Linked DNA regions of Homo sapiens: region 1 is linked to region 2. Evidence: chromatin loops called from intact Hi-C (ENCODE). Cell type or tissue: GM12878. All regions are shown on one strand. Links, peaks and the distances in the headings refer to the core of each region. The heading gives the core; the rest is flanking DNA. Region 1 overlaps FHIT (fragile histidine triad diadenosine triphosphatase). Region 2 overlaps FHIT (fragile histidine triad diadenosine triphosphatase).

Region 1 (14,669 bases), core at 1-8,000, 97 kb before region 2:
TGAGACATCAAAGAAATGTCCTCACCTCCTCCATTTCCTAGTGCCTCCTAGGGATACTGGTTGAGAATCAGCACTTTGTCTCTTTCTAATTATTATAGCTCCAAGAGAACTTAAGGATAAACATAATTCATGAGCTACATTTCATATCCTCCCGTGGCATGGTTGCATGTATGTTATAAAAAGAAATAGGACTTCCTTGCCTTCTGAGTGGCTCTAAGTTTGAGTTTGAATTTGTCTAAAGTATTCATTTGGCTTTTATTTGTCCTGGATGTTTTTTTTTGTGTGGACATAAAAAAATTCCCTTTCAGAAAAATGCTGCTGAGCACATACCATATAGCACTCTGCAAACCACCTCTTTCAATCTCAATAGAAGAAAAATATTTGAAAGGGAAAAGTATTACTGGATTATTTTTGTCAATGTGCAAAATCTCTTGAAAGGACAATTTTCTCTTGTTGACTAGCAGAAACACAGCAGTGTTAATTAAGTTGCCTTGTTAAATCTGAAAGAATGTACATAGTTAACGTTGGAAACCCTTCTAATTGCCTTTGTGGAAAGACATCAAAGGGATCTACAAGCATCTTGTTTAGAGAAGTGCTGAGGCTTGAGCTTGGGCCAATGGGACCTTTGGGAAAAACTCCTGGGGAGGTGGAGGGTGGAGAAAGCCAGAATTATCATTTCACGTATTGAGCGCTTGACAAGTTTGTTTCCTTTTCCTCCATTCCCTTTGGAGAGAGGAGGAGGATGTGCGTTTGAATGGAGAGTCTGTAGAGGTGCCCCAATTCATTTGGGTGCGGGCGTCCTCATACTTGCTATCTTGGCCCATGGTAGCAGGTTAGCCTTCTAGCTGTGGGAAGAGGAAAAACAAATCTTGCCCCCAGTAATAGAGTTCTTTCAAAAGACCCCAGGCAAAGTATGCAGCTTATATAGAAAACAATAAACACAAAATGATGATTTGCATTAAAAAATGAAAACACTGTTGCTTTCCCATAAATCTAGTTCTGGGATAGGAATTTGGGGTGAAGAGAGAGCCCCAGAAGTGTAGAAGAATGACATTTGAGGTAACAACAGGAGTTCAGAGGTCCTGCTTTTGTACCCTTCTTGAGTTTCAGATGAGATAAAACCAGCAGCTCTGCTAAGATGCAGTGCAAAGGCTTACATGGCTTCTTGAGAAAAGCAATTTATTTTAGATTATAGCACAGCAGCTATCGTTTAAACTGCTAGGGATTGTAATTGAACTCAGAACCAACCTTTTCTGTGAACACAGGGTGCAGTAATAAGTTTACCCAGGCTGTTCTAAATAACATGGACACCAGGCTTTCAGGACAGAAAGGCGTAGTAGCCAAAACGTGGAGTCACTAGTGTCTTGCCAACCTTCCAACAACTAACCCCTTCCAAAATACATTCTGGGAAATGTACCTAGCTGTGCATCCAAATATACACTTGCTGTCTGCTTTCTGTGATATTAACATCAAATGGCTAGGAGACAGCAATCTTGGGGATGTGAGAGAATATGCAATTAGCACTTGGGGACTTTTGTTCAATTCCCATCTTATCTAGGGTCATGACAGAGCTTGGGGTGGGGAGTTCGAGGAGAATACAGAATAAATAAAACTGTTCCTCTTGATACTGGATAATCTTTGATTTGATAATGAAGGTGATGTGCTTACCCTCCAAACCCCCGAATGTCATCCTGTCATTAAGCCCTAATGAAAGCTTAATTGTTCTGTCGAGATAAAATGATGTGTCTCATTTCCGTACACTGCATTTGCTCTCTCCTCGTTATAAATAAATCCAGTTATACTTTATTCGCTATTCCTCCAGCGTGTCCAGTGGCTTAGAAGACAGCATTTCATACAGGCTCAATTATGCGTTGTTGTTTTTAGTAAAAGAGCTTGTAACAATGTACTTGCTTTTTATAATCATAATTTGGAATTGTTTTTTATGAAAGCAAAAATAAGCACGTAGTTAAAAATCAAATGGTTTTGAAACACCTGTAGTGCAAAGTAACAGTTCCCAGTCCCACCCTTCCCACCTCCAGCTGAGCTCCCTAAATGCAATCACTTTTCAACATTCCTGGTCTTACTTCCATATTGCTAGTTAACACTTATTTATTTTTTATGTTATCTACTGATTTTCTTCTAAAGACAAGAAGTATTTGCCTTACACTAACTTACACTAAACTTTTCACATGCTCCCACCATAACATGACATTATTCTCAACTTCTATTGGGCTTGCCACTTCTAAATTGTATTTATACCTCCCCTGATTGGTCCATCAATCTAGCCTGTGTCTCTTGCCTCCACACATCACAGGATGAGATATGGGCACTCAATACCCTTTTCTTCACTGCTTTTCTTTTCCTTCCACTTTCCATTCTCGGTCAGCTATATACCATTATTTTTGCATTGTCAAATTTAATTGACATTTGCTCTGTCACCAGAGTAGTCTTTTTTTGTGATTTTTCCAAAGTTGGAAATAATGAAAATATTTGCACAATTAAGATTTGCTAAATTATTTAGTGCAGCCCCACATGGTCTCTGTCACAATTCCTGTGATACTCAAAGACATTGTGTCTAGAATCAGGTGCAAATGGATTCTCTTCCTTTAAATCATTTTATCAAAATCATTCCACCTTTTAGTTTCTGTAATATATATTTCAAGTTTTTCTTATAAAGTTATTTTTGTTTGTTTTTGCTGGAATTTCTGATGTCCTATTGCCTTTTCTGAGTATATACCTCAATAATATCTTCAAGTTTTTTCAAGCTCATAATTACACTCTTTGTTCTATTGGTCCTGTCTCTTACAGACCTCCATTTTGCTCCCATTTGGACAGGTGGCTCTGTAGACATGCTGTGTAGAATCATCCTGAGATGTCCCCATTGCTCTCCAGGGTTGGAGTCACTGTTTGCTGGATTGAATGGGTTTTCTTTCTTTTCTAATTTGCCTTCTGATTTTGCTATTAACTTCCTAAGAAAGGGTGTGTATTAGGCCATTTTTGCATTGCTATAAATACCTGAGACTGGATAATTTATAAAGAAAAGAGGTTTAATTGGCTCATGGTTCTGCAGGCTTTACAGGAAGCACGGTGCTGGCTCGGCTTCTAGGGAGGCCTCAGGAAGCTTACAATTATGGCGGAAGGGGAAGTAGGCACATAATGTGACGAAGACAGGAGCAAGAGGGAGAGAGAGTGGGGAAGCGAGGTGCTACACAATTTTAAACCACCAGATCTCATGTGAACTCAGAGCAATAGCTCACTTGTCACCAAGGAAATAGCCCAAGCCATTTATGAGGGATCTGTCCCCATGATCCAAACACCTCCCACCAGGCCCCACCTCCAGCACCGGGGATTACATTTTGAAGAGATTTGGGCAGGAACAAATATCCAAGCCATATCAGGGTGAATGGGAGGTAAACTTTCTGCATGCTTGCAGGTTTAGAATTTTTTATTTTGCCCTCAAAAGACAATTGATAGTTTGGGTGTAGACTTCTCTGTTGAAAATCCTTTTTCCTGTCTTTTAGTATGCAATCCTGCTGCTGCTAAGTCTGATGCTACTCTGATTCTTATTTTGTAGGCCACCTTCTTTTTTTTTTTACTTTTCAGGAAATTGTTAGGAATTTCATTTTTCTACCACTTTACAGTTAATTATTCTTGGTATCAAGTAGATTCCTATACTTTGAACATTCATCTTTCTCTTTAACTCTGGGGAATTTTACCATGCAATCTCTTTGATAATTCCCTCCACTCCAGTTTCTTTTTTTCTTATTGTGAAAATTTGGTTAGTCATCCTTAGACCTCCTGAATTGTTCATCTATATATTTTATTTTTTTCTCACTTACTTCTGTACTTGGTCTATAGTCTAGGAGATTTTTTCCAACGTTGCCTACAAACTTTCTATTGAATTTTTTACTTACGCATTTATAAAATTCCAAAGAGCTCTTTCTTATCTGATTATTCCTTTTCAATAGAACCCTGTTTTTGTTTTGTAGTTACCAAATCTCCTCAAATCTTTCTTGACGATATTAACTAGATTTTATTTTTAAAGTTTGTGTCTTTCCCCTAAACTGTTTTCTCCAGTGTCATGTTTTCTGTTGTTTTACTTGCTCATTTTCTTTTCTGTGGTAGACTTTCTTGTCATATTAAATTTCTGGTGATCTGTGGTGTGTGTGAAAGAATGAGGCAATAAGAAGGCTATTGTTGCGGTCTATTTTTAAGTGGGTGGGTCTTGTGAATAGCAAGCTTGAAGAGTTTCAGTTTAGGGTGTGTGCATGGGAACTGGGGAATCGCAATGTGCTAGAGTAAGGTTTTGTTTTGTTTTGTTTTGTTTTGTTTTGTTTTGTTTTGTTTTGTTTGAGATGAACTTTCACTCTGTTGCCCAGGCTGGAGTGCAATGCTGTGATCTTGGCTCACTGCAACCTCTGCCTCCCAGGTTCAAGCAATTCTCCTGCCTCAGCCTCCTGAGTAGCTAGGATTACAGGCACCTGCCACCATGCTGAGGTACTTTTTGAATTTTTTTTTTTTTTTTTTTTTTTTTGAGATGGAGTCTCTCTCTTTTGCCCAGGCTGGAGTGCAGTGGCACAATCTCAGCTCACTGCAAGCTCCGCTCCCGGGTTCACGCCATTCTCCTGCTTCAGCCTCCCAAGTAGCTGAGACTACAGGTGCCTGCCACCACACCTGACTAATTGTATTTTTAGTAGAGATGGGGTTTCACCATATTAGCCAGGATGGTCTCGATATCCTGACCTCATGATCCGCCCTCCTGGGCCTCCCAAAGTGCTGGGATTACAGGCGTGACCGCGCCTGGCCCTACTTTTTGTATTTTAGTAGAGATGGGATTTCACCGTGTTGACCAGGCTGGTCTCGAACTCCCAACCTCAAGTGATCCCCCCTGCCTTGGCCTCCCAAAGTGCTGGGATTACAGACGTGAACTACCACGCCTGGCCTAGAGTGAGGTTTTAACACTAATGATAACTGTGATGGTTCTCCCCACTTTTTTATTGCCTTGAAGCTGGTGCTTGGCCTCAGGCTAGTCCACATGGAGAGCCAGGAGGAAGGGTGGTCAATGTTACATATTCAGCCTGGCCTGTAATTAACCCCCCTTTTCAGCCCCACCAATCTCTTCCATCCTGTGTTGTACCTGCTATTTCTGAGGCTCGATTCTTTCTGGAATAACCAGGCAGGTCGGCCCTCCTTTGCCGCAATCCCTTTTTAGGCTGTGGTTTCCTTTGCTGTGTGGTTCAGAAGCCAACAGACTTTTATTCAAATCATTTATCTTCTAATGGCTTCTTCCCATTCTCTTTGTGGTTATGAGTTTGCACTTTTGCATTTCTTTAGTATCATTTAGAAAGTATTTTGGGTGGGAAAGGCAGTAAATAGGTTTGCTCAGTGGACCAGTGTGAACCAGAACACTCTATTTTTAAAGACAGAGTTTGTGATTTTTATATGCCACATGTCAAAGAAATACCATGTAGCTCTTCATTTTATGTCAACCGTTTGTTAATCTAATGCTTGGAATGAGCAGATGCAGAAAGTTGCAGGAAGGTTTCATTAATTAGATAGAGCTTATACAAAATATACTTGGAAAAAAAGTGTGTTCCGTTCATTTTTCTACAGCCTCCAACTGATCAGCCCAGAAGTTTGTGTTTCTTAAGCTTTAGTGAATTAAATAAGTTTATTAATTTATTTTAAAAATTCATTATTTATTTATTGAAAAAAAAAAAGATTGGATCTATCAAAATGCTTTCCTTTTTTCTCAGTAAATAAATGGGCCAAGACCTCAAGAGTAGATCTGCCAAAGGATGGCCACAATGGCCAATGGGTATACCAAATTTTTCAATAATAAAGATTCAAGTTAAAATAAATTTTAATTTTAATTTTGCCACCTGTAAAATTAACAAAGGTTTGAAAATATGTTTTACTGAAAAAGGATTATAAAATGGGTACTTCTATGTACTTTTGGTAGGAACAACAAAATTTGTTATAAACTTCCTGGTAATTTAAAATGCTCATAGTATTTAATCTGGCAATTCCCCATTTTAGGAATTTAAGACAAGAAAATAATCAGAAATTAAGATCAAGATGGATTTCTTACAATGCTCATCATAGAATAATGTATAATAGAAAAACCCTAAATGACATAAATAAAGAAAAAATAAAATTTGGCACTCTATACCATGGAATATTATTCATACATTAAATAATGTTTATAAATAGTTTTTAATGAATTCATAAAATGCTTAGGTATAATTTAGGTAAAAAACAAAACAAAACTTGGAAATGGTATATATATGAAGTGCTCAACCATTCAAAAAGGAAAAAAACCTAGAAGGAACTATACTAACATTTTAACTGTGGTTTTTTTGTTGGCTGAATTGTGTGACATGTTTTCTTTTTTTGCTTCTTAAAATTTTGTTGCATTTTTCAGATGTTTTCTAGTAACTATGTTTGGTTTTGATAGAAGAAAAAGAAAAACACTTTAAATTATGTGCCTCTGAAAGTAAAAATCTTAAAAACGTCACCAAATGACCCGCGTAGTTTTCTTCCCCTGAACTTTTTCCCTTTTCTATCACAGAAGCAAAAGTCGACTGCATAAAGTAGTATATGTAGTGTTTTCCATTATTGAAAGTATTTCTCATGCATTTGGAAAAGCTAACTAGTACATTATGTTAGATTTCCTGCCTTTTTCTCTCTGTATGTCACATCAGATGTCGAAAGTCTGATTTATTTCAACATTAGCTAAAGGAATATTCAGATTGTCCAGAAGGGGGAAGCTATAGCTGTGTCTTGAATGGAATTAGAGCTGAAGTGATAAACAGTGGACTGACTACCAGACCCTCGGCTTTAGTCCTGGCTAGCTCACTTGATGACTAGTCTGGGCTTTCTCTTGTGAAAAATGAGGATGCTGAATGGGGTGATCTCTAAGGTCCTCTTAGGTCTCTTACTCCAACATTGCAAATTCCTTACTATGGAATAGACCACAAGAAACTAAGACAAAGAAATGACTGAGTGAGAGGCATGTGTTCTGTAGTATGTTTTGTTGACAATTCTGTGCTTTAAGCAGAGAACATGGGTTTTTTGAATTAATACTTTTACATCCACTTGAACAATGAGACAACAGAGGTACCACAAGCCCAAAATAGAAGACAGACTGTATTTTAGGCCTAGAAAGGATTATTTGCTCTCAGAAGCACAGTATAGACTGAGTTTTCTGGCCCCCAGAACATAAAGATAAGTTCTACAATTAATTTTGGTGCATTTGTTTCCCCTCTTTGAGAAGATGTACCCAGTTGGCGGAATTTTGTGTGAAAACAGAAGCCATTATGGGACAGGTGCTGGTGCTTTGTGCAGTGAGAGCCTTGTTGTTAGGCCCTGGTTGACGTCTGCTTTGCCCAGTAACTGCTGCTACCCTGCTATCCTTCCTACTGTATTCAAGATCCAAAATGGAAATTGCTGGGTTTTTTTTTCCAGATTATAAAAGTAATACCTGACTATTTTATAACAATTAAAATTTAAAAATCCAACACAACAGAAAAATATTAAAAAATATCAGTTATCCTACAACAGCAATAAGCTTGATTAATATGCAGGATTTTCTCCCACACGTTCTTATTCACACACATACACACACTCACACAATTGACACATCCAGTAATACTATTTTGTTGTTTTATTTTACCACGTATCATGTCCATAGAATTTTATATCGTCATTTATAATTTCAGTATAGTATTACATTGTATGAGTGAAATATAATACACTTGGCTTGGATCACCCCCTTTGAATGACTTCTAGTTTGTGTGCAACTTTGGTTCTTAGAAGCAATGCTGCAATGAAGAATTTTTTGTTTTGTTTTGTTTTTTTGAGATGGACTCTCGCTCTGTCACCCAGGCTGGAGTGCAGTGGTGCCATCTCGGCTAGCTGCAAGCTCTGCCTCCCAGGTTAACGCCTCAGCCTCCTGCCTCAGACTCCTGAGTAGCTGGGACTACAGGTGCCCGCCACCACGCCCGGCTAATTTCTTTTTGTATTTTTAGTAGAGACGGGGTTTCACCGTGTTAGCCAGAATGGTCTCGATCTCCTGACCTGGTGATCCACCCGTCTCGGCCTCCCAAAGTGCTGGGATTACAGGCGTGAGCCACCGCGCCCGGCCGCAATGAAGAATTTTGTATGTATATCTTTGCACTGTTCTTCAACCATTTCTCAAGGAGAATTTTATGAAAATGGAATTTCTATGTCAATAATATATAACATATATGTGTGTATATGTAGGTATATATACTTACATAAACACAGGCATACACAATGTTAACTGCCCTCCATAAAAGTTGGACTATTAATTCCTCCACCACTGCCACAGCTTTATTCCTCCACGTGCCCCTTATCACTGAGTGAACCTCAGATGTTTCCAATTGAAGAGAGGGTCAACAAACTGCACCTGAGAAGGGAGTCTCTGGCTTAAGGCAGGCGCAAACGCCTTTAGGAAGGGCCAGATTTGGGAGCTGTCAGTGGGAGTTCTGACTCGCTCCTTTTTTAGCTTTTCATCTCACATTAGCTCTCTTAGCTCTGGAGAGTTTTGCAGAACAAGAAAAGCAACAGGAGTGTTTTGCCTTTGCTCCTGCGATGCTTCATCAAGTAACAGGTGTCCAGATTTTCACTGTCTACTATATGTAAGTGCCCCCCTTCCTGTTTACCTGGCATGTGGTGTTTTTAGCAATATTCAATGTTTTCTGTTTGTTTCCTTTGCTTTAGGCTTCTACCCTCCCCCAAATCCTTCACCCCCAACTCCTAGACTGCCCACCTGCTACACTAGACCAGGGAGATAAAGTACCACGCACAATTGTTCTTAAGCCCAGACCATTGATTTTCCTGAGTTTAAGCTGGCATCATGAGTTGTTAACCCTGTTAGAAAAATACAAGTTGGATTTATGATTCCCTTACACAGGTAATTGGGCTCTAATTTTAAAATCCAAGCCAATTGATTTATACCATATTGCATTATAAATAACAAAAGCGCAGTTCAGTCCAGGTGACGTATGAATTTGAGCTTCCAATTACCTGATAAATTTTCAGTTCATTGATAAGTGATACCTAGGTGGACGTCAACCTGTTGTGGTTCCCTCTACCCACTCCCTGACTCCCCACCCCATTGTCGTCCCATCTATCCTCTGTCCTCTCATTTTTCCCTTTTTTCCTAAGCTTGAAGGCTTAGGAGTGACCTGCTTCAGAAGTCCAAACCCTGCATATTGAGACATTATCAGGACTTTTGTGTCTTATTCTTCCCCACAAACTCTTGTTAACATTTTATTTCAACTCACAGTGTATTTCTGCTGGGTCACTATTATTGCATTGATTATAATATTTGCTGTTAAGCCACCAGGTATATAAATTGCTTTCTTGGTGTATGACAATTCATCCCCAAGATTACTAGCTTTTCCCATCCTTTTTCCTCCTTTGCAATAATTTTCTGCATTGTATGTATTCTACATATTTCTGTAAAACATATCAAGTTATTTTTGGAACAAAGGTTGGCTATAAACAAATAACACATACTGCTAGAATCGGTTTCTGGGAGTCTTGAAGAGTTATCCAGCAATCAGAGGCAGTTAATTGGAATCTCTATTTCAAGGTGTTTTTCTTCTTTTGGCAAGCCCTTGTTATTTTGAGCAGGGGACTATTTTAAGTAATCCTTTGAACATTTGTCAGATCAAGGGGCAGAGGAGAGGACAACCAGGGATAAACCTGGGCAAGTGGAAAGAACCCTGGACTTGAGGGCCTCGAGTACCAGAGTCTCTTCTTCTTTCTAGGAGGCCTTGGGCAGGTCCCTTCACCTCTCTAAATCTCACTTCTCACATTTGCAACATGATTTCCTTATCTCTGAGGCCCTTCAGAATTGCAGGAGCTAAATCTAAAGGCTGTAACTTTGGAGAAAAGTCTAATCTCTCACCCCATTATGACTTTCTGTGTTACTTTTAACTCCCACCCTTCTGAAAAACAAATTACCTGCTGCAGAGTATTTGAAAGTGCTCAGGTATTGGATGGCTACCCTGTAAGAAATATTTTCTGCCTCACGCTAAAGCAAGTAAAGAGAGTAGACTCTCTCCCATGCCTTTCCACAACGATATGTTTTCCTAGTGTTCATTGCTAAAGGTATATTTCTTAGGAGGGCCATGTAGGGATATGGAAGAAATATGTGAAGTAGTAGAGGAAGCTGTTAGGAAAAATCTGTATTGTATTAAACGAAGAGCTCTCTTGCTGTATGTAGGACCACTTCTTGAGCATGGCCAATTCTGAGCTATTTTAAAAATAAACTAGAGCACTGTGATTGCTGAATGATAGCATTGCAGTTTCGCTCTATATGCTCTGGGTTATGTAATCCACATTTTCTCTTCTTTTCTGGTAAATTGTTTGAAGTAATGCAGGTGGGAGAAGTGTTCTGATTTGAATTAAGGCCAGGTGAAGACAGTGAAATAATCAGTTACTTTACAGTTTTGCTTTTTTCCCCCACTTTTACCCTTAACCAGTCACTGTGAGTAACGCCATGTCAACTCTGCTCTCTAGTAACATTGGTGGTTCTTTTTCTTTCAAAAAATTTTTTCTCACTTTTTTCTAACTCCTCTAAAAGAAATTGTTTCCCCCACAAAAGAAAATCAGAATTATTTTTATAAAGTTCTCAGCAGCTCTTTAAAATATTCTTTTTGGCTGATGAATCCAGTCACTTTTGATCTGTGAGCATAATGGATAAAAAACTTGTATGAAATTGAATCTGAAAATGTCATTTTATTGTGAATAGATCCAAAATGTTTTATTTTTGACAGTCCCAGATAAAGGATGATATAATTAGGCATCTGACTTAACTATGAGAGAATTTTTTTCTTAGGCAAATTACACGGTTGTTTTTCAAATGGACATGGGCAGAATTAACCAGATTTAATACCATTTTGCTCACTTGATATTAAAAAATGTGTGCGTAAATGTATATATATATAAGTAATTTTTTACATTCTTGACCATGTATTACTTCCCATTTCAGGTTATAACCAGTAGGAATTTGCTAGTTCACTCCGGTAATTATCTGTTCTCCTAGCTGCAAACACTGCTAAGTAGCCTTTAAATGCAGCTGAGATGATTGTTAAAAGAACATTTAAAATCCTTCCATTAAAAACAAGTAACCAAATTTGGTAAAGTTCTTTCTGACCATCTGGGCTCTTGCAAAAGTTGAGAAATCTAGGGCACTATCAGGAATGTCACCAATAGCTAGTTATTCGAGAGTAATTTCATGTGTGAGGAATGCGTTGGAAGACTATTTTAAGTCCACATATTTCAAGTAGGTTTTATTTATTTGAATCTGGGAACATAGGGATTGAAAAATTCTCAAGGTAAGCTTTTGGTTGTGAAGTCATTTATAACCAAATCAGCAGTGATCAGTGAAAGCTGGAGATTATAATTGAATTGGGGAGTGTTGAGGCTCTTATAGCGTTAACTATTTGAAGTTGTTATAGAAACCGTATAGTAAAATATGACGTACACACATATATATGTGTACGACGTAGGTAGTAGGATGTTAGAATGGTTGTATTGTCTATTGTCTCAGTTTCACAGAGCCACCCATAATACAGCGACCAAAAGACAGCTGCCTCATATAGAAAGTCATGATCCTGGTCCATGGCTTTTGTATATATGAGTCCAGAGGAGACAAGAGAAGATGTCTCTTTAGAGACAACTGTGGCCATGTATTGAGTCATCATTACCCTCTTGGGAGAAAAAGTAGAGTGTACTATCTTGTAACCCAAAACCCCAATAGGAGGCATTAAGAGGACTAATCAGAAAGCTCTGAATTATTTCTTGCAGTTGGAAAACCAGAGGCTTGTGCCTGCATCAAGCCTGGGAAGTTTAGAGGGCCCATGCATTTGAGACTCACCCTGAAACTCTGGAAGGCCAGGAGAAGAGGGGCTGGCCAACTGCTTGGGTGGTAGGGTAGGAATGCTCCTGCTTGCGAAGTGGCCAATATTTCCCAGTTTTTGTCAAGGCATGAGATGTGTGTGTTTCCTGGGGATCAGTTCTGGACTGTGCAAAGGAGAGGGCCAACGTGGGGTTGTTTTTGATATACTTCAATACAGTAACTGAAGGAGTCATGGAAAAGTAGCATATGAAGTCCAAGGCAGATGCCTAGATGACCTGGGGCTTGGGATGGGGGATCCCTGGCCACCCACCTGGGATCTAGTGAGCTGTTTGAGAAAAGAACCCAACAGGAAACCTCTGCAGAATCCATAAAAGCTTATCAAAAGAGAAAGTGTCAGCCCTAACTATCTGCCAGGCCCAGAGACAGCCAAGCTAGATTATAACAGAACTAGCACAAGGAGGAGCCCTTCTGTCTCTTAGTTTCTTCAACCTTGAGAAAGGCAGAATGCTGGCTAATAAGGTGGAGGGGCCACAGGGTGATCTGGAGGCTTTCAGTCTGAAGCAGGGCCAAGCTGAGAAGGGGAAAGATTCCATACAAAAGCAACATGGTTGTGGAGTTTGTTTTCTCACCTGGGACTGTATGTGTAACCTGAAGTTGTTTTAGAACTGCCCATTACCTGTGAACAGCAAACTCGTGGGCCTGCTGTAGTTTTTATCCAAGGGCAAAGGAAGATTATTACCACCTAATCAAATTTAGAGGGGCAAGGAGAGTAAAATGTTGTGTTTTATGCAATGGATCATGCTTGTTCAGCATACTCGTTACATGAAGTTATGTATTTGTATGCTTATTTCTAAACAGACATGCTCTCTACAAAACTCCTAGGTACATACCTATGTATTCAACACATATTAATAAATGTATCTATTTAGATTAATAGAACCATTTTTTTCAGTAAAATAATTTGCTTTAGGAACCAACATTAATCAATTTCAAATTTTCAATATTTCACGGTATCAGTTTTTCAACATGCTTGTATTACTGTTTTCTCCCATTTTAATATTAGAGATAATGAGAAAACAAAAATATTGTGGGGCAAACACCTATGAAGAAAAACAGGATATATAGAATAGATTCAGTAGCAGGAAAGCATGTTAAATTTTCTCTTTTTCAGTCTTGTAGTACCTGTCTATTCTAGAACATCTTTCCTCCAGTGCAGCATTTCCTAAAATATGGCCTTCAGGATAGTAAGAGGAAGTATTTGAAATGACGGTTTCCTAGTTAGATATGTGAGGGAAACACATTTCCCTTTGCCAAGCTCTACCAGCCATGGGATTTCTCAAACTCTCTGTTAGTGTATGTTGTAAATTTCACAGTGGCATTGCCCAAACATATTTGGTAACAGCACACTGTTTTGATGGGGGCTGTGTTTTGAAAACATGCCTTTAAGATCCCTGGTGGACTGTTCAAGTCTCATAGTTACCCTCACAAATACAGAACATAGATTCCAGATCCCAAAAATATCAGATGATTCTAATGATGATAAGTTATTTCTGGAGGCAAGGAAATATATTCTGCCAATTCGTTCCTTTCTGGTTTGGAGGAAACTACTTAATGCAGATACTACTACCCTTGATCATAGAAGGAGTATAAATAATTGAGTATACTGCAACCCTAAGGTGATCATTCTTGACTTTGTGGCTGGAGAAAGTTTTGACATATCTAAAACCTATTTAGAAGACCATCTGCGTACAGCATCTACATGAGCCTAAGAATGCAAGTAACTTGGTTTTATTAAACACTTTTGCATCTGTGAATCTAGATGTAGGATTTAGCTTGGTACAGTTAAGATCACTCTGCCTCGTAGTATAGTCTGAAGTCGGGTAATATGCCTTAAGATTTGTTCTTTTTGCTTAGTCTTGCTTTGTCTATGCAGGTTCTTTTTTGGTTCCATATGAATTTTAGGATTGTTTTTTCTAGTTCTGTGAAGAATGATGATGGTATTTTGATGGGAATTGCATGGAATCTGTAGGTTGCTCTTGGAAATATGGTCATTTTCACAATATTGATTCTACCCATCTATGAGCATAGGATGTGTTTCCAGTAATTTAATGCTGTGGGGGGTGGGGGAAAGAAAACAAAATCATGTTGTACATTGAAAGGGAAAAACGTAGATGGTCTCTAGAGTGGAAAACTGTTGTCACTTTATCTTGCAGTGAAGACTCATTCATTCGACAATAGTTGGGTGCCTACTATGAGCCAGATTATATGTGAGGCCCTGGAAATGCAATGGTACTCAAAGATACACATAGTCCTTGCCACGTGGAACTACCAGTTCAGCTGGGGAGATAGACAATATCAAACAGCCATACCAAAAACTGTGAAAGTGCTTTCATGAAGGAAAAGTTCCAGATGCTATGACAGTATGTCTTAGGGGCTTTGACCTCATTAGTGAACATGGGAAAGTTTCCTCTGGAAAGTGACAATTGAGCTAAGATAGGAATAGGAGTTAACAAGTGAAGGAAGGGAGGAAAGCACATTAAGGGCAGAGAAAGCAGCAGGTACAAAACCCAGGGCCAGAGGAAGCAGGGTTGGCATCACCAACCAAGAGAGGACCACATACCCCTGGAGCGGGGGAGGTGGGGGGAAGAGGATACTCCTCTCCCATCTGATCTTGAGATTGTTTCCACCTGTGATGACTTTGCTCTGAACTCTTCTCTTTCGCAGAGTGATGGTTAAAGCCCAATGGAAAATGCAACCACATTTCTCCCCTTTT
Region 2 (15,781 bases), core at 2,495-10,494:
ATGCTGGTATTCCCCAGACCACACATTGAATATTAAGGTGCTGGCTGGTATTATACCCTCCAAGTAGGCCAACTAACTTATTTTCCTAATAATAGTCAGTGTCAGACTCCTCTTAAAACCTAGGAGTGGGGAAAAGCTGGCCACCCTGACAAACACCCTTCCTGGATTGCTGGCTTCATTTACCAGTCTCAAGTGAGACTTTTCTTCTTGGAGACGCCACCTGGCCAATTTATCTCAAACAACAGTCCTGCTGCCACTCCATCACTCACTCTCAATGGCATTATCCCAATGTATGTTTTTCCAGCTCTCCTAACTATCTGAAAATGTTACTAACTCATTTAGTCTTTTCCCCCTGGATCAGAGAATAGAGACTGTCTGTTTTGTTCACTGCTGTCTTTCCGTAACCATAAAAGGGCAGTGTTTAATGTATGTAGTTGTTAAATAAAGTAATATAGATTAATTATAAGACAGATAAATAATGAGCTCCATGATAAGACATTTTCTTTTTCTCATTAACCGTTGTATCCCTAGCATCTAACACAGGGTCTGGCACATAGTAGATGTTGAATAAATGAATGAGAACTCAAACATAGGGAAAGCATGTTTTCGGGTAATAACTAGTGGATCAAGTTAACTGGAAAGCATAACTTTACCTAGGAAGAGTCAGAATTATCTTTCTCTCTCTCTCTCTCTGTTTCTCTCTTTCTCTTTTTCTTTCTCTCTTTCTCTCTCTTTTCTTTTTTTTTCTTTTCTTTCATTTTCCAGATTCCCAGAGTCTGGGCAATAAAAAAGAGAGAATGTTTTGATATTAAGAATGGTGCCTGACTAGTTACTAAAAGGCCTTTTAAAAAAGAGGCTGCCAAAGCCTGTACCATTTGGTAGGAAGCTGTTGTCTACTGACACATCTAAGCATAGTCACAGACATTCCTGAGAATGAGCCGTCAGTCCTTCTATCTCTGGCTCCCATTTCTATTTGAATGGTGTCAGAACTACAAAGCTCAGTCACTGAGTTGCCTTTTCAAGTCATCCTGGATAATGGCCTGAACTTTTTCTTCATTTCTGTGAGAAGAATTGGGCTATTCACCTGTCCCCTGCCCAGATGACTATTGCAGATTGGTTCATTTTGACATCCTTGATTGAGGTGTTTTTTTTTTCTCCCCATCATCTGAGGCTGGGAAAAAAATGGCTCAAACATTCTTTGACTAGCTCTTATTCTATCAATAGCGACTTGTAAGGACTCCACTTCTATAACTTGGTTGTAACTGGCTTAATGAGAGAAGAAATGACCTGAAATTTGTTGAGTGTGTCTTGGGGTCCAGGTGCTTTGGAAGAATAGCTGTCTAAGAGCTTGACCTTGAGTATTGACTTTGTTCTTTGTTTCCAAAATGGGTTTGGCCCACATTTCAGTCCTACCTTAGCGTCTATCTGATTGGTAATTTGATGTGTAATTTCTACACATATGTCAGTACTTTAGGACATTCTGCTGTTTTGGTTTGGTTTGGTGTACAACAGTAGGCTCTTCTAAGATACATTAAAAAAATCTTAAATACTAGAGATAGAGACATGGAAAAGTGCAATGAATGAATCCATTTGTTCATTCAGCTGATGTTTGTTGGGTATCAATTATTTGCCTGGCACTTTGCTCACTGCTGTGTATATGGGGATGGTAAATGAAAATATTATCTTATTCTTTTCACAGGAAGGGACTTTTCTCTTTAGTCCCTGGCTCTGTGTCCCTTCCTACTCACTTCCTCCCCACCTCTCCTTGACACACACACACACACTCTCTCTCTCTCTGTGTGTGTGTGTGTGTGTGTGTGTGTGTGTGTGTGTGTGTGTCTCCTTACATCAGTAGAAATGGCAACTGCCTTGCCTGGTGACAACATGCCAGTGGAGGAAAACTCACCTAAAAGTAAAGGACCGGCTCTATTCTGTCCTCTTTCTGTGGTACCTGCTTGTGGTTGTGAACAGTCTGCCCATCAGTCTCCATATGGCAAGCAGGCCAGATAAGGCCTGCCTGGTTCTTCCCATTTCCATTTTCAACCTCAAACAGAAAGAGGAGATCAGGATAGTATGTCACTGCAGACCTGGGGTGAGGGAACAGGAAGATCCATTTTGGTTTTGGCCTGAACCAAGCCGTTTAAAATTTACTTACAGAATTTCCAGGCACTACTGGGAACTGCCTAGTAGCCATTCATGAAGCTGTTCTTGCCTACCACCTGGCTGCTTAGGTCTGCTTGGGAGGGGGCTGATAGGCAATCCCAATCTCTGACCGTATTCCCAGCCCTTAAGGAGATCATTATCTAATATGTAAGACAGAGAGGCAAATGCATAATTACTGTGCCTATGAGAAGCCCTGTACTAGGAGTGTGTCCCAGGCACTGTAAATAATACAAGACAGGCACTTCTATATGGTATACTAATTAGTTAACACCACATTCTTCTGCAGCAGATTGTATCACTGATAGCCATGATAAGGGAAGAAAATTGCCCCCAAATGGAACCTACAATTGTCTGTGTACTGTCTTGTTTGTGTACTTAGAAACTGTGCACAGTTTCCCCATCAGAGCATACCATGTTACAGTTTAATTTTGGTATTAGCTATGATCTGAAGCTGTTGGGAGCTGTCATTCTTAAACATCTGTACTTGACTTGTTTAAACTTAGGGCTCTGGCCTTTCCCCAACAGCCTGGCATGCCAGGAAAAGTAAAGAAAAGACCTCATGCCATTAAATAGACAGGTGGTTTCCATGGCCACCAACACAGGAAGACTCCAACATCTTAGCAATAAGCTGAAGCAGTTAAAGGGGAGTTTGAGAAACAATCAGATTTGTTTAACAGTGTGTGGGATGGCTTCATAAGAAATGGTGTAAGTGCCCGTAAGAGGGACATGCTTTTTCTCATCTTCTAGAGCTGGGAGGTTAAACAGGAGCCCAGAGATACATATGCTTTCCATCTTCTCAGTGGGTTAGTGGGAAAAGTGAAATGGATATTAGCAAGCGCTTGGTTAGTGAGAGACCTCTTGTGGGGCAGTTTTTGAGGATCAGAACATTATACTGTGCATTGTCCTCTAAAGTGAGAGAGAGCACACCAGCAATTTGAGTGGAAACATCAATAAAGAAATAATAAAAACCTTATTAAATGAGAAAGTGCTGGAAAAGTGCATCAAGGCAAGAGGGGACATCTCAGCAGCAGTAACTTGAGAAAATATCTTTAGGGAATTTAGCTGTAACTGAGAGTGCGTGCCACAGCAAATGCATGCTTCACTTGTTCTCTGTGACACTGACACATCTTTTGTGATCTTTTCTAAATGCACCCTCAAAATGGGTTAATGTTTTCTTGTTTTGTGCTGAATTTTATAGAAATGCATGCCTCTAGGGAAATTTTAATTGTCTCCTTATTTATTTTGTCTTATATTAATTCCCCATACAGTTGAAAATTAATACTGCTGTGGATTTACACAATTTGCTAATTAGTAAGAAGCTTGCCATTTACTAACACAAATCTATGAATAAACCCGCTAATTTAAAAATTATATCACAATCAGAATGTTCCCATGGAAGTTGGAAGCTCAGAGAAAAATGCGGTCTTTAGATATTTATTAACAAGGTGATCAGTCAGAGGATTACCGTAGAATATGTTATTTCAATGCTAGAAGTTTGTTATTCATGCTCCTAATTGAAAGAGTCAAGATTCTGGAAGATACACGTATTATCACATCCTTAGCTTGAAATGGATCGAACCATCTCAGGGCTGCCATGAAAAGTTTCCCTGGGTCATTAGTCTAAAGCCGAAAAGTGAAATGAGCAATAGGTTTTCCATGTTATGCAGCAACTCTGATTGATTGGTAATGGTATCTAAAAGATTCTGTTAATGCCCTGCAGGAGAACATGTCATAGTTAATTAGCGACATCTGCCTACAGTGCAGGAGGAAGATGCCACAACATGAGTGCTAGGCCTGGGCCCTTCCTGGTATAGAAGACCCCAGGCAGTGAGCTTACCAAGCAACTTTTACTTTTTTGACTGGAGGTCGGAGCTCCTGGGAATGTGCATTTAGTGGGGAAAAATGTTCTTTCTGGACTGTGCAAGAGGAGAAGTAAATAATGCCATCCTAGAACTCCAAAGACCATGCTGAGTCATTAGACTCAGGGGTCAAGTGGACAGGCCAATGGCATACTCAAACTCTCCTGAGCTCCCTATATGACTCTGCCTCATCTGCTTGGCTTGGTTCACCCATGACATCAGAGAAATATTTAAGTTGGGAGCAACCCTACTTCAGGCATGTGCTGTTACTAAGGGTAATTGATGCTTGAAACCCTGGCCTGAGCCATGGAATGGTTTCATGTGGCCCTGTGTGTATGCCAGTCAGGGACATGGGTCAGGGAGATGACTAGAGATTGGTTGACATTATGCTTCCCTGTTAGAGAACAAAGGTAGGGCAGGGTCTAGCACACACCTCTGTCTTCTGAGCCCCGCTTCCATGAGCTGTTTCTAACAGGCTTTGCGATACACAAAGGCAAAGACGACACAGGTAGCAGTCAAGTGATGCCAACACAACTCTGTCCCGGCAGGACTCTTGGCGTAGGGGTCTTCTAAACAAGATCACTTGAAACGGATCAAAATTTTCCAAGAGAAGCGTTTTTTAAAAAATTCTATTTGTTGCCTCTTTTGGAAAGCAATGGTCCTTCCTCATTTTTGCAATGAAACCAGGGTGCAAATGTATGGGTTACTAATAGCTGGCATTTGAAATAGTATTTTAAAAGCAAAAGCCTTTAAGATTACAGAGCTCAGAGATTCTGCACTGGGAGAACACACATCATTGTTTTACTTGGACTCAAAATGCATTTTTCAACAATACCTATGCATTTCATTAGTGATTGCTTATCAGTCTTTTAATTATTATGTTGTGCTTCTCAGCCCACGTGGCAATGAGAGTTGCCATAAATTACCCTTAGTAACTGGCATATGCTTGAAGTAGCATTGCTCCCAACTTTGTTTCTCTGATGTCATGGGTGAACCAAGCAAGCAGATGAGGCAGAGCCATGTAGAGAGCTAAGGAGAGCCTGGGTACACCCTTGGCCTGTCTGCTTGACCCCGAGAGACCTGGCATGGCCACCTTATGGACTCTGAGTAATCTCTTTATACCTATGGAAAACCAAACAGACAGACTCTGTGGGTAGCAGTGATTGTGCACTTGAAAATTAATTCCTTTCTTGACATCATGTCTATTTTTTTTTTTGTTCTTCCTGTCACCTCCTCCGCTCACCCACCAGGATGTAGACATTTGGAATGATCATTTACATGAAAAAAGTACAGCACATAATGCAATGTGGGCAGAAGATCTTTCTTAGCACTGTTGGAGGTGGGGAGGAGACCAGTGTCACATACCTGGGTACAAATCTCGGCTCCATCACTTGCTTCCGTGTGTACTTGGGCAAGGGACTTAAACTCTTAGTGTTTTCTTTTGTAAAATTAGGGTGATAAAAATACCTCAGAGGCTTTGGAGAGGAGTAAGTGAGATATTTACATAAAGCATTTATAGCATAATGTCTGGTATATAGCAAGGGCTACAGGAATATTAGCTCTTATTAGTATGGTTAACAAATGCCAATTTTAAATGTTACTGCACAAGTTTTCTAACGGAATGGTCTCTCCTTCATGGGTATCATCAGGAGATGTCCTTGGTGGCATCATATGTAAACGTTGACCTCCAAGTCCTGTTTTCAGAAATGACTTCTCTTAGCTGTATAAAAATGTGAAAAAAAGAGAGCATCCTTTGCCCTGAGCACAGTATTTCCTAGACAGTGTTCAACACGGTGGTCACCTTGGATAGAAGGCAGCAGCTACAGGGGACAAAGGCAGCGTTACACACCTAGGTGATGCCACTGCTCCTCTTCTCTACCACCAGCCTCTATTACCTTCAGGGTGTTGCTATTCCAAAACCCACCCCAGGCCCTCATTTTGCCTAACCGTTTTCTGAGCGGTGTTGGGTGACCACTTGTACTGAGAAGAGCTTTGGGGTTTTCACTAATGGGTGACCTTGATCAAGTTGCTTGACTTCTGTGGGTTTTGTTTTCCTCCAGGTCTACTGTACAGGCTATTGGGGTTTAAATGAGCAAATGCAGGTCAAGTGCCTAATGTAGGCTGGGCATTTAGAAGTATTCAACCAATGCTCATTTGTCCTCATTGGTGCAAGGCTCTTGTTGCTGTGAAAGGATATGAAGCCAAGGAAGAGATGGATTTTGGATCAGTTGCATCTTCCCTCGTTAACTATATAAAGACATGTTTGTCATAGTTTCAGAGGGACCAGCTCCTTCTTAATCCTTTACCTTTCTGTCTCCTCTGCATCTGGGTCTGTCTTTGGTGCTCAGAAAACTTTATAGATGTCACTTAACATTTGTCTAGCCTCTTTTGTGTTGAGGCAGTATGCTGACTACTGCGGGAGTGTCAAGGAAGGTCTGTATATAGACGGATCACCCAGATGGCTGTGAGAGACTCACTGTTCATTCCAGGTCAGGAGGAGATCAAAAGTAGCTATAAGAAAATGACCAATTAGTGTTCCCTTTGAGAACTCTTAGCTCCAGGAAGTCCTTATACAAGTGAAAAGGAGGACAAGGCAGAAATAAACATTAAGTGTTATTATAAGGAAGGCAATAGCCAGTATGTAAATGAGCATGACCACACAGGAAAGCTGTTTTGAGTCAGTGTGAATCATAAGACCAAAGTGAATGGATAATAGCCACCCTGCAAACTCCAGCTCTCCTGCAGAAAGCTTGCCTGCAGACAGAAATGTCCCACCTGGCCTGAACAATGGAACCACGTGATGGAATTCAGGTGCCGGTCTCAGTCTGCTAGCTTGTTAGTGTTGGATGATGCTCCCCAGTAGGCAGCCAGAGCCTCATTACTGTTGGTAACAGTAAGCTAATAATTAAGAGTTCTGAAATTCCAAATGGTGACAAATAGAGTGAAGAGGTAATGAGATGGGTAGGATTAGAGATCCCCTGATGAGTGCCTCTCATGGCGAGAGGATGAAGAAATGAAAAAACGATGAAGAGAAAACTGCCATTGTCATTCTAAGAGCTGCTGAGAAATACCAATTTGTCTAGGGTGCAGGGAAATGGGAAAGCATTTGTCAAGCAATGAAAAAGCAAAATTACCTTGAATGGAGCCCTGGATAATGCTGTTCTGTAAAACCCATGATGGTGGAAGAAGAGTCAAGACTTGATTCATTTAAATTCGTCTTTTATTTAATGTTGTATAATAGGCATCTCTGCTGAAGTTGGGAAGCTCTATTTCAAGACTCCATGAGCAAGAACCTCTCAGCTACAGTAAAGTCTGGCCATACTGGCTTTAGTGGGGACATAACACAGAGGCTATAGTTTGACTTTTTATGATTTCCTTTAACCGACATCTTCTGAGGGCCTGGAAGAACACAGGGAATCAGTAGTTTGGGACGGCTTTGGATTCAAGGCCTTGAATTTATATCTGGTTATCTTCAAATGTGTTTTCCATATGCTAATAAACAGGATTGAAGGAAGATGTGCATTATATACTTCTAAACTTGTTCTCTTACAAGGTTGTACCACCTGTAGTACACTGTTACGTAAAAAATGTATCAGTCATGTAGTTATCTTGTGAATAACACCGTTAGATATTAGAAGAATATGGTAGACCACTTAAAATAGGAGTAAGTCTATAGAGTACAAATGATACATAGCTATAATTGACACTGTAATTAGCCTTATACTCCGTTTTAGCAAAAACCTATGAGCAGCATTGCTTTGCCATGAATATTGCCAACAATTCAGGAGTCAAAAAATGGTGGAATAATTTCTCTCATATGCAGAATAGTAATTATTATGTTGTATTCACTTATGTTGGGAACTTTAATTTGTTCAATGTAAATGTTCAAAATATAATTTATGTGGTTTTTCCTTTGGTATTTCTTTTGGTATTTATTTTTAAAATAATATGTGAGAAGTGTTAAAGTAAAAGACCCAATGTTTCTTAACCTCTGACTGGCCTTGCTCTGATAAAGGGATGCTACAGGAACCCCTTTGGAAGCTCCTGCTTCTGAAAGATCACAGTTGATTCAGATTTACCATACAAGCTTTTGACATTATTTCTGAGTTGATGTCCCAATATGTCCACAATGTCTTCATACAGTCCATGGAGATGAATATCTGTGATATCTGTGGATTTTTTGATGGTATAGAGACTATAATATAGTAGAAATTTTGATTACTCCAGAAAGATACATAACAGTAAGGTGATTTTCAACTTCTGATTCTCCTCTTTAAGGATTGTTTTTGTATTTAAACATGTAAGTTCGTCTCTGCTATTACAGTCCACATGAAAAACATGATTTGGGTTTCGTTTTGTTTGTTCTTTTTTTTTTTTTAACCGTTAAGATGAATCTCAGAATGAAAAAAACGAATCTCGGCCTCCATCAGACTGAGAAGTCATGCCATACTTTGTCCTTCAGTGTAGAAATCTGTTTCCTTTTTATTCAGGTTTCTGTCTTTCCCTGATACGTTTTTTTTCTTTTTTTGAGATGAAGTCTTGCTTTGTTACCCAGGCTGGAGTGCAGTGGCGCAGCACAATCTTGGCTCACTGCAACCTCTGCCCACTGGGTTCAAGCGATTCTCCTGCCTCAGCCTCCCAAGTAGCTGGGATTACAGGTGCCCACCACCATGCCCAGCTAATTTTCTGTATTTTTAGTAGAGACAGGGTTTTGCAGTGTTGGCCAGGCTGGTCTCAAACTCCTGACCTCAAGTGATCTGCCCTCCTAGGCCTCCTAAAGTGCTGGGATTACAGGTGTGAGCCACTGTGCTTGGCTTTTCCCTGATATTTTGTACAAACACAAAGCTCTAGGCCTTGATGCTGGTGTTTTAGATATTCATCACCTGTGTTTGGTTTGGAAGAATCATTTTATAAAGTGACAAAAGTAGTTCTAAATGTTATACATTTTTGTAAATATGATACCATGTTTAATACTCAAGGTCAGGTTGAAGCATAAAACATAGAAGTATCCATTTACACCCTATATCTTTCTTGACTAGATGAGAAGAACTTCAGGAGCCTCTCTCTCTCTCTCTCTCTCTCTCCCTCTCTCTCTCTCTATATATATATATATATATTTTTTTAAATATATATAATTTTTATATATAAAATAAATATAAAATATATATATATATATATTTTAAAGCAGTGACCTCTTTTTGCATAAAAGGTCTCCGTCGGATCAATCAGTGGAAGAAGGGGGTTGCTGATTCACATTACGTAAAAACACAAGTCCTCACTTGAGTCATAGGTAGGTTTCTTAGAAACTACAACTTTAACCAAAACAATGTATAATGAAACCAATTTGACCATAGGCTAACTGATTAAAAAAAAAATTCCTGTGGCATATTTCTCCTCACAAAAACATCACCAAACTTCTAAATAAAAACCAAAATATTGTTAATATTAAATACAGAAATAAAGATGATGTCTACATATTATAAGAAAGATTAATAAAAGCAAGATAATTATTTACCCATTCATTGCAGTTCAGGGTCTCAGGTGGCCAGAGCCTGTCTTGGCAGCTCAGGGCCCAAGGGAGGAGCCCACCCTGGACAGGGCGCCATTCCCTCTCAGGACTCACTCTACATACCTTCTCACTCAGACCGGGACCATGTAGACATGCCTCTTAATCTCACATGCACCTTTGGAATGAGGGAGGAAACCAGAGTGCCTGGAGAAAACCCATCCAGACATGCAGATAACCATGAAGATTTCACACAGACACTGGCCCCACTCAGAAATAAATGAGACTGTTAAAAGTATAAGACTGTATCTTCCTTAATTATCTTTCCTTCTCTCACTGGATGAGTCAGCTACAAAGCAGATGTCATTGAGAGTGCTGGGGGCACCAAGTAACATGTCTAAAGAGCTCTGGAGCAGAAGAGGGAGTAGGTATGAATACTTATCAGGAAGAGGGAGTAGGTATAAATACTTACCAAGTTGGCAATGAACAGGCTGGAGTAAGGGCTTCTTGGCCTTCACTATACGTTAGGAATAGAATCACCATAGGAACTTTCAAAATAAAAACCAAAAAAAAGCCTGATATCTAGGTCTCAGCCAGACCAATTAATTTAAAATATCTGGGAGTGGGGTGTTGGTGAGGAATGTGGAGGACTTGGAACCCTCTTTCATTGGTGGTGGTAATGTAAAATGGTACAGCCACTAAGGAAAACAGCTTGGCAGTTCCTTAAAATGTTAAATACAGAGTTCCCACATGATCCAGCAGTTTCACTCTTAGGTGTACGTTCAATAATTGAAAACATAAGTCCACACAAAACTTGCACCTGAATATTCACAGCACTATTCACAAACGTCCAAAAATGTAGTAACAAATGTCCATCAACTGATGAATGGAGAAAAACATGTGGTGTATACATACAATGGGGTATTATTCAGCCTTTAAAAGGAATAAAGGATGAATACATGGTAAAATGTGGATGAATCTTGAACACATGCTAAGTGAAATAAGCTACACATAAAAGGCTATATATCGTATGACTCCATTTCTATAGAATGTCCAGAAAAGGCAAATCCACAGAGACAGAAAGTAGAATAGTAGTTGCCAGGGGCTGTGGGCTAGAGGAAAATGTGAAATGACTGCTAAAGGAAATGGTTTCTCTTTTGGGGGTAAAAATGTTCTGAATTAGGTAGTTATGATAATTGTACAATTTTGCACACATACTGAAAACCATCAAACTGTACACTAGAAGGGTGAATTTTATGGTATATGAATTGTATGTCACTTTTCAAAAGTCTTAACAGAAAAATAATCTGGGAATGGGGCATATGCTTTTTTTTAAGCTCCTGAGGTTTATTTTTATAGACAGGATCTCACTATGTCACCCAGGCTAGAGTGCAGGGGCATGATCACAGCTCACTGCAGCATCAACTTCCCAGGCTCAGGCATTTCGTGCCATGGTCTCTGGAGTAGCTGGGACTATAGGTGCATGCCACCACACCCAGCTAATTTCTTCCTCTCCTCTCCTCTCTCCTCCCCTCCTCCCCCCTCCTCCCCCCTCCCGTCTCCCCTCCCCTCCCCCCCTCCCGTCTCACCTCTTCCCCCTCCCCCTCCCGTCTCCCCTCCCCTCTCCCCTACCCTCTCTCTGTTTCTCTCTTTCTTTCTTTCTTTCTTTCTCACTATATTTCCCAGGCTGGTCTTGAAGTCCTGTTCTTAAGGGATCCTTCTGCTTTGGTCTCCCAAATGAGAGGTATTAGCCACCACACCAGGCGTCCTGAGATGATTTTTAATGTACAATAGTAAAATCTTTTTTTGAAAGTCAAATTTAGACCCTGAACACTCTGGAGCTTGAATCTTTGTTATCACGAGTTTCTCATTAAGTGAAACGCCACACAAGACCTTGTATGATCTGATCCCTGCTCATCTTTCAAACCCATCTCCTCACCTCTGCCTTGCTGCCTGCTGTTAGGCTCCACCCCACACTCTTCTTTCCATTCCTCTAAGATCTTGAGATCATTCTTGCCTTGGCAATTGCTGTTTCCTCCATCTGGAACATTTTATCCCCATATAGTCACATACAGTGGACTTCTTATCATTCAACTCGCAGATCAAACGTGAGATTCCCCTTTCCTTTGACACTTAGGCAGCCACTTCTGCCTCCTCCAAGTCCCTTCCTGTTCTTGGATTTTGATCATTTCCTTCAAGTCACAATCAGAATATTTTTCCTTGTTGACTGGCTTGTAGTCTCTACTGCTTGCAATATGCACCCTGTGCCTAGAATACTACATGAGAGCAGAGGGCTGGTCTGTCATATTTACCACTAGAATAGTATTTGGAATATGGCAAGTATATAATACATATTTATTAAATGAATAGGTGATTAGAGTTTGATGAGGAAAGGTTATTAAGTATATGTAATCCCTGAACATCTTTTTAGGAGACAGGGAAGAAACTGGTGAGAATGAGGTTAAATATGTAAAACAAGTAGGTTTACAAAAAAAAAAAAAATGACAGAACAGAGAAGAGGTAACTGATGAAGTGAGATCTTGAAAAGGCAGTTGGCATTTTGAAATACCTAGGTGTTTTCTGTTTATAAATAGCTGAGGTTTTGGATTTTCTTTGACTTGTTAACAATTGAAAATTTTTTTAGTGACATAAGTTGATGACTTAATATACTTCACTAAAAAATTCTCTTTGTATAAAAATGTTACAGGTATTCTTGTTTGCTTAAATTCTGGGACACTTCAAGTTGTCTTCTCTTTCTCTTTGTTCACTTTGTTATCTTCTTCTAGGATCCTCTTCTACTGTCTCCTGTGGAATTTTGACATACGCCTGTAGATTAGAATGTTTTACAAATCATATAAACTTCAATATATGTCTCCAACCATTCATTTATGTGCCTTGTTTTCCAAGTCATCAATAAAGTATGTTTCAGAGCGGGGCCAGATCAGATTGTGTTGTTCCTCAGTTAGATGACAGGGCATTGTTCCTCTCAAGGTTCATCTTGGGATCCATTAGCCAGCAGCTTTTAATAAGCTCATTTACATTCTTGGTTAACAATTGAGCCCCTAGTGTTTAAGTTAATTGAAATAGAAACCTACTCTCCAGTTGGTAGAAGTGTCTGGAGTTAAGGCTTTTTCTGACATCCCCCAAAGACATTCGTGCCTTCTAGGATTGGTCTAGATTTTTGCCATTCACTGAGTAATGCCAGGGTATAAAAATAGCAGATTATTTTTTACAGTGAACCTTAATATTCCTGGCCATAATGAAATAACAACTTTATTTTTCTAGTTAAAAGGAAACACAGTTTTATTCTTTTAACGAAGAGAACAGTGTTTCTTTTTCATTGTGTCTGACTTCCTGGTTGCCTAGGAGACATTAATTTTCATGGTAGATTGTTTTATCTAGGACATTTAGAAGAAGTTATTTCCCTTTATGTTGTATTCCTAAGTCATGACAAATTTTTATTAGCAATTTGGAGAATTAGAGAATGCCTGGCATTAACAAAGTTTTGGGGAAATGGGACTTTTTTCTATACAACCGTTGGATATCAACTATTGGCTACATTTCTTGAGAGCTATTTAGTAGTTCATACCCGTAGCCTTAATAGTTCAATATACTTTGAACACAGTGATTCTCAAATCTAGGAATTAATGCATGAGAAGTAATCAAAGAGATGCATAAATGTTGATATGTTGGTGTATGAAGGACCTTCCTCATAGGGTTGTCAGGATTAAGTAACATATCATATAAATTGCTTAGAAAGATGAAAGTACCGAGTAAGTACTTAGCTGTTATTTCTATTATTTAATCAGATGGTAGTTTTTGACACTGCTCTACCTCTAATATGGAGAGATAGTAGTCACCTAATGGCAGTATGGTGTCAAATACATGATTTTATTTGTATTTATGTAACCATTACATACCATTTTTGTGATAAGCATTATACGAAGCAACTTAACAATATTAGCTTATGTATGAGTTGACAATTAACAATTGTTTATTGAATAAAATTAGGCATTACTTTTGTCAAGGCAAAATACACCAATATTGTGACTAGCACTTATCAAATATTTAAGTGCTTTATGTGTGTCCTTGAGAAGAAGGTACTGTTGTCATACTCATTTCTCAAATTTAAAGAAGCTAAGGAACTTGCCTGAGTTCATAAAATGAATTGGAAAGAAGATACAATCGGAAGCCATGTTTGTCAAATCCCCGTGATGGGTTAGCTACATTGTTGCAGAGATTGTTGGAGTCAAGAGTATGATGAAGTATAGGAATTTGTTTTTTGAGAAAGTTCTCAAGTTGATCTTAATAGACCTAGTTTTAAAACTAGTGCTCTGAGATGTGCTTTTCAAACGTTAATGTACAAACAGCCTAGCTGGGGATCTTGTTAAAATACAGGTTTATGCATTACATCTAGGCTGGGGCCTGGGAATCTACATTTCTTACAACTCTCAAGTGATGCTGTTGTTGCTACTTAGAGGACCACATTTTGAGTAGCCAGGCAAGGGAAATATGCGCTCTTTTTCTTCCAAAAACATCATTTGCTACAGAAAAGAGAGAGAAATCATGAAATGGGATGGAAATGTTTTCAGGTAATCTGTTGATTAGAATTTCACATCTTCATGAGCTTGGTTTCTTAGGTGCATTTGCTGAAGGCCTGAGTTTCTTAAACTTCGGCCAGTGGGTTTTGAAGGCCCTCATGCTCTCAAAAAGTTTGTATTTATTGTTCTCTATTTGATGAAATAATATGAAAATGACAGATATAGGCTTATATTTTAAATCAGCTGCTTGTTGTCTGATAACAGAGTACTGCTATGTGGCTTTAGTGCAAAGGGATTGCCTAAAGTGACAGAGTTGTTATTAATTCAGTATTTCCCAAATCAGGGCCCTGAAGTCTTATATTCCCAAGTTTAAGAAATCCTTGAATAATATTCTCTATGAAGAGTGTCTCTCTCTCTCTCTCTCTCTCGCTCTCTCTCTCTCGTGCTCCTTTTTTTCTGCCTGCTTTATATCCACTGCCAGCTGATTAGATTGTGCCCACCAGATTAAGGGTGGATCTTCCTTCCCCAGCCCACTGACTCAAATGTGAATCTCTTTTGGCAATACCAAAAGAGATTTCGTTACTTTAGTTGGATGTTAACATAACATTTGAAAGCAAATCCGGAAAAAGAATCTGCCCTACCCTGAAGTGAGCTATTGTCAGTTCCTGTTCACAGCTTGGAGATTTCCCAGTTTGGGGCCTGCATTTGCTTTTGTGTCACTGAACCTTACTCTACTACAAGTTAGGTTGCCTATCTAGCCCTGTCAAAAAAATGACTGAACACATCCACTGAGTCACACACAAAAGGATAGTAGAGATCTTTTCATTGTTTCTTTTATGTTTATTAAATTTTAAAGATAAAGCTCTAAAAGTGTTATGCTACCAGCTGGCGAGAATTGTAGGAGATGCAGATGTAAAGGTAGTTTATAGGAGGTAGAGAGGGTACAAATATGTCATAAGAGAGAGGTAGCAAGAGGCTACCTTTTATGGCTGAAAAGTGGGAAATGGAGACTCATTTAAGAATGTTGAAATCATATATTTTTAGTCCCAAATAAAAGAAGTTTTCACCAAAAAAATAAAGAAGAAAGTAATCGGCTAGAAATGTGAGACCTTTTTTTTCATTTATGTATCTACTTCTGTTTGTTTATAAAGAGAGAGTAGGGTTCAATTACCATTTCTAGAGTAAACCAAGTTCCTTGTATTTCCTTCTTGGCTAATGCTCACTACAAGTCTAAGGGTCTAAACCTTGGACTGAGGTTCCTAATCCAGTATTTGCTTCTCTGGCTTACAGAAACCACCATCTCCATATTTGCTAAGAAGCAGTTCCCTGAAGATGATTTTCCCTGGAAAATTCCACAGAATATTGGTACATCTAGTCTTTATATTTGGTAGAAAGATTCAGCAATTTTACTTATCTGAAAATAAAATTGCTTTCTGCCATTTTTATGTGAAAGGAAAGTATTTAATATTTATCTCAGTCTTGGAGACAGTTTCAGATCCTGGAGATGCACAAATTTTCCCATCAAACTCTATTGACTCTTAATCTTTTTAATGCTTTTGTCCCTTTTAGAGTTCCTAGAATATTTTTCTTCTTCATTGAAATTAAAACTTGAAGAAATAGGTGTACTAGCAGCATATATGGGGAGGATTTTTACCACAATTAAAAAAGAGGTAGACTTAGATTTGGGTAGGGAAAGAGAGAAAACTATTAGT

The links. Hi-C counts contacts between places; a loop is a spot of excess contacts. Peaks named below come from ENCODE experiments on the same cell type or tissue, not always from the same donor. Only the 100,000 strongest peaks of a DNase experiment are listed, where the experiment ranks them.
Region 1: a loop joins it to region 2, with 2.2 times the contacts of the local background. A loop is called at or near these places in 1 of 110 quality-filtered maps.

Annotation. Positions count from the first base shown.
Region 1 is chr3:60,642,593-60,657,261 of GRCh38, reverse strand. All of the region lies in intron 4 of FHIT (fragile histidine triad diadenosine triphosphatase), which reads left to right. Among named protein-coding and RNA genes, the nearest start is that of MIR548BB, 32 kb to the right of the region's middle. In GM12878, for the core only: no CTCF peak of the experiment used is centred there; DNase peaks (open chromatin) are centred at 4,201 and 5,201.
Region 2 is chr3:60,546,861-60,562,641 of GRCh38, reverse strand. All of the region lies in intron 4 of FHIT (fragile histidine triad diadenosine triphosphatase), which reads left to right. Among named protein-coding and RNA genes, the nearest start is that of MIR548BB, 63 kb to the left of the region's middle. In GM12878, for the core only: no CTCF peak of the experiment used is centred there; a DNase peak (open chromatin) is centred at 6,681.